2 separate regions of the Homo sapiens genome follow, and region 2 is linked to region 1. A link is an interaction called in ENCODE POLR2A ChIA-PET data of the cell type or tissue named here. Cell type or tissue: PC-9. All regions are shown on one strand.

The links. Peaks named below come from ENCODE experiments on the same cell type or tissue, not always from the same donor. Only the 100,000 strongest peaks of a DNase experiment are listed, where the experiment ranks them.
Region 2: POLR2A ChIA-PET joins it to region 1 with 5 read pairs; 3 of 35 experiments call an interaction of 5 or more read pairs at or near these places.

Annotation. Positions count from the first base shown.
Region 1 is chr7:104,983,257-104,985,756 of GRCh38, forward strand. LINC01004 (long intergenic non-protein coding RNA 1004) reads right to left here. Exons shown (of 1, transcript NR_039981.2): 1 at 1-2,500. Among named protein-coding and RNA genes, the nearest start is that of LINC01004, 6.7 kb to the right of the region's middle. RefSeq lists enhancers at 269-358, 659-958. In PC-9, a CTCF peak has its summit at 917; a DNase peak (open chromatin) is centred at 995; H3K4me3 peaks cover 2,162 bases; H3K27ac peaks cover 2,086 bases.
Region 2 is chr7:105,129,965-105,132,464 of GRCh38, forward strand. All of the region lies in intron 13 of SRPK2 (SRSF protein kinase 2), which reads right to left. LOC124901717 (a long non-coding RNA gene) reads left to right here. Exons shown (of 2, transcript XR_007060465.1): 2 at 1,803-2,500. Among named protein-coding and RNA genes, the nearest start is that of KMT2E, 120 kb to the left of the region's middle. RefSeq lists a silencer at 1,567-1,676. In PC-9, no CTCF peak of the experiment used is centred here; no DNase peak of the experiment used is centred here.

The sequences.
Region 1 (2,500 bases):
TTGAGGCGTTCTTGAAACACCTGCTCTCTGATTACAGGTGGGAAAAGGCCATTCCTATGCCTTCTCCCATGGGCACGGCGAATCAAAGGCACTTTCCATATTTAATACGACTAATACGTCATTGGGCAAAGAGATACTCAATACATCCCCATAGCTTTTCCTTACTTTTACTTAACCTTTATGTCGGACGCTTTATGCCTAGTACTGTTCTAAGCGCTTTGCATGCATCATCTCATCAACCTAATATTTAATAAGAGGCTCGGATAGATTAACTTTTAAAATCTGGATACAGCTGGTTAAGGTGGCAGAAGAGTTGGAATTCAAATAAAAGCCAGTCCTATAGCAGGGCCATTATTGCTCCTGCCTCCCCTAGCTTGATCACGAAAAATGAGTAGTTCTTTCCTCTGGGCACACAGGACAATGAACAGGCGGGCTGCTGCCAGAATTTACCGAAGATGGCCGCTGTGCTGGGCTCGGAGTGAGCTGACGGTGTCTCAGCGAGAAAAGTCGGGAGCGGCAGCAGACTGCTTTTTTGGAGGGCAAGAGGGGAGAAAAGGGTTCAACGGAAAACGGGGGTAACATAAGAGCCCGAATAAGGGAAAAGGAAACCCCTGACTCCCCTAGCCACAGAAAGCGCTGGGCGGAAATGAACCGGCCTAGGACGCGCCCTGCGTGGAGGCAGGCCCGCGCGGCGGAAGTGCGTTTCTGGGGCTCCTCCTGAAGAATGCGGAGGAGGAACTGAGCTGGCGCGCGGGCCAGCTGTCCTCTCTTCTGATCCCGAAGACAGGATCGGATTATGGGTTGTTACCGGCTTGTGCGGCCCTGGGGGTTGCCGGTTCCTGGAGACGAGCTGCACCCCTGCAGTTTACTGGGCTCTTCTGTGACCCGCTTTCCGACCCCGCCTGGGGTATTCAGACCGGGGCAGACAAGGCCCTTCTGCCCCTCCTAGCGGCCGCCTCTCCTAGGCTGGAGGGCGGCGCCCCATATGACACAGAAGGCGGCTAGGGATACGCCCTGTACCATGCCGGCCAGTCTGGATTGCCCTAACGCCAGGCCCCGACTCGCTCTGGCCAGCGGGCATGCGGCGAGTTTGCCCCCGCAGCGCAGCCGCCCACAACTCGGTCTTCCAGAGGAGCGAACGTTCGGACTGCTTGGTAGTTTACTAGGGCAAAGTACCACCCCACCCCGAGCGAGCAAGCGGACCTCAGGAAAGGGGCTCCTTCTGTGTAAAGTGATCGGCAGGCCTTGCAGTGGATCTTCGGTGTCCATAGTTATATACCAATCACTATTTTGTCTACATCATTTGGACTGTGCAGAATGAGATGCCAATAATATATCACATACAGTAAAAGGGCTATTTTCACAAAAGGTCAAAACTGGGATATATAACCTCTTTCTTTTGATTAGTCAGACTGACTTCAAAGGGGGCTTAGGGTTGCTTATTAAAGAAAAATGCCTCCCCGTGGGTTTTCATTTGAGCCACTTATAAGTGGGCTAGTTTCTCCAACACCAATTGAGCTGGAAACTAGAGTAATTAGAACACAACATATTCCCGACCTGAACAGGATACTGAAATAAGTTAAAAGCCTCATTACTTACCAGCCTTCTCTCAGAACCCTAACACCCCTTGCAAGGGATTTCTAACTAGGAGTCGGTAGATAAAATTTAGAATGTGTGAGCATTATGTAATACACATGTAAAACATTCTGAGATGGGATCCACGGGCTTTTGGGGGCTGTCAAAAGGCCCACGGCACAAAAATAGTTAATCTGTATACTTGAGGGAAGAGAGAACCATCACTGGAAGTATTAAGCTCTAAGCTCATTCAGGCTTATTTTCTGGGAACTTGTAAACAAAATGAAGTTTATGGTCCTAGCCAGACTACTCCAGATACCATACTGAGACGTTACCCTTTCCTATTTTCCACTCTCTACTGGCGATCAGATGGTTGGTTCTTAGTTGTAAATACTTTGGTTTCATAAAACCATCATTAGAAAATGGAGACTTTTCATCAATCACGTCTTAATCTATACTTTGGGGGTGTTTAAAAGACATATTCCTTATGTACAAATAACCTGGTTTTTCCATTTCTCAAAAGATTCTCCTTTCCAGCTATGACCAGGGTTCACAGGATACTAATGTAATTTAATAGCCCATCAACAGTCATTTGAGAGTACCATGTTTGTTTATACTGAACCCACCATGCAGATAATTAACTACTTAGAAATTTTGATGACTGCTAATCCTTTTCTCATTTTTAACTCATTGGCCAAGTGAATTCTCCCTGGCCCAAATTCTCCAACCTGCAACAATTAAACATCTTCATATATTCATATATATATAGTTACCTTTAATCATGTAATTCAACAGGAATAGAGAGGACGGGGACTATGAAATCTCAGCTGTGATGCAATTATGTCTGCAGCTCAAAATAGATGTTCTTTTCTCCCTCTCTTTTCCTGCTAGGATTGCACTGTAAATTCATAGCTCTTGAAAAATC
Region 2 (2,500 bases), 150 kb after region 1:
AAAAGTCCTATCAGAGACTCTAATACATAAATGCAGAGAAACCAATGCTTCAGCCACAAAGAAGTTTCAGATTATATGTACTTACACTGGAAGGTGTAAAGCTCAAAAAAAAAGTAAAACTCAAGAAAAGTAAAACAGATCCAAACCCAACATACCCTTGCTGTGGTCCCTCATTCTGTTGTGCTTCTCCAGCTGCAGAGCCTAAAGCTGTCCTCCCTGACAATAGCCAATGGCTACCACCCGTCAGCTCTCATTCCCAACAGAGTCTCTGTGAGATTTGATGCTATTTATAAATCTCAAAGACAGCCGGGCACAGTGTCACATCCCTGTAATCCCAGCACTATGGGAGACCAGGGCGGGTGGATCACTTGAGCTCAGGAGATCAAGACCAGCCTAGACAACGTGACAAACTCCATCTCTACAAAAAATACAAAAATTAGCCAGGCGTGGTGGCATGTGCCTGTAGTCCCAGCTACACCAGAGGCTGAGGTGGGAGGATCACTTGAGCTTGGGAAGTGGAGTCTGCAGTGAACTATAGTCCTGCCACTGCACTTCAGCTTGGGGAACAGAGCAAGACCTTGTCTCCAAACAAACAAACAAAACCCTCAAAGACTATATATAGGCTTTACCACCAAGAACCATCTGTGGCCTTATGACAGCTTGGTATTATGAGGTCAAATTTAATATATTAAATGTCCTATTTTTACACTACAACAGAACGATGAGGTAAGAAAAACTGCCTCATTGCTCCTAGGTTCTCTAGGAGGAACAAAAGAAACCTCTAAAGCCATGACTTTTGGGGGGTGGGGCAAGCAGTGAATGAGGGCCTGCCCCTTTCCAAAAAAAAAAAAACCTCCCTTATGACAACCAACTGAAAAAGCAAACCTCATAAGCCGTCCTGACAGCACTGAGGGAGCTTATGCTTAATTCTTGGGAAGGGGGCAGGTGAGAAGACAGAAAGGCTTTTCCTTGGGAATCTGTTATTGATATTTATGCCACTGTTCACAGCAATAGCATTTCAAGAAGTAAGCAGGACAGGGAAATTGTATGGAGGGACAAACGTTCATCTAATGGAAGGCAGGTCAGATAACCTGGTATAAAATTGTGCTGAAAGCTCCATTAACCCACTACATCCGTGACTGCGTCCTATTTTTCTGGTTATATCACCAAACTTAATACCCCAAATTAGAAGCACAGCATTTCAGAGTTCAAAGAGTACTTAGCGCCTAATTCGGGGCAGCCCTGCTGCTAGTGGCCATTGTGGTCTAACCTCCCCACATCCTGAAATGGCCCCTGCTCCCCGACTCCCACTCAGTGTCTCCGCAGCTCCCGTTACACTAACTCCCACGTCTCAGTCTGCCTGCTGGGGTCACACAGAGAGGGTCAAATGCCTCTCCACACAGCACTCTCTAAATTCAAAGTGACCATCATTGGCCACCGGTTCTTTTAACCGTTCTTTTCTATACCTAGCTAAGGCAGGGACTTGGTTTTTGATATGGAAGAACTTTAATACCTTTAATAATTTAAACGTTATTGTCTGGTATTATCCTTAAGAGCAACGAGGGAATAGAAAGGCCTGGTGTTTCAGGACCTATCTGGCCATGTGCTGACTCAGATCATGCTGAGTCAAAGCTGAAAGACAGAAAGCACCCTCTTTTTCTCCTATCAGCTGGCACTATCTGCTCAACAATGCTTTTACTTGAGCATTAGAGGAGGTAAAACACAGTAAATTCAAGAAAATTGTTAAATTAACCTCTGAATAACAGAAAATTAATATATTTATTCTGCATTCCTTTTTTCAGTGAGAAGAAAAATGCTAAGCCTTGCACACAATCTTTTCTTTTAAATATTGGAAGAATATGGATAAAAAGCAGTATGGAATAGGAAAAGCATGAAACCCAACAGCAAGCAACCCACCTTTCCCAACACGGAACGCCTAAGTAAATACCACTGAGAAAAAGCTGCTGAATGGGCCAGGAAACAGGGCAGAGGAAGAGAACCAGGAACTGGCTCGCAAATGCAGGGCCCTTTGTGTTCACCAACTCACAGGTTCAGGGTCAATGACCAAACGATGCCAGGCAGGGCCAGGGGAGTTTACAGACAATGCAACTGTGCAGCACAAAACCAGCAGCAAAACAGGCCTGACAGATAGAAGAAGAGGCTTCTGCCGCCCTGTGGAAGCCGTCATCTCAACCACTCTGGGAACAGACTCTGTCAGAGGGAGTGGGCGTTGCTGCCACTGTTTCAGAAGAGGCTAGACATCCTAGAATAAGCCAGAATATCTGCTAGCTCTTGCTTTATAAGGGAAGAGAGATTATGCATTGGCATCTGGGGAAATCCCTTCCAGTCTGGAAAGGTGAGGAACCCTGCATGTCTGGTTGACCAGGCAGAGGCTTACCTGGAGGGGCTCCCACCTGCCCGCCTTAGGCAGTCTTCCCCTGGAGATGCTACCTCATCTTCCTCCACAGTGTGAGTGAAGGGAAAAGCTCCCTATACCCTG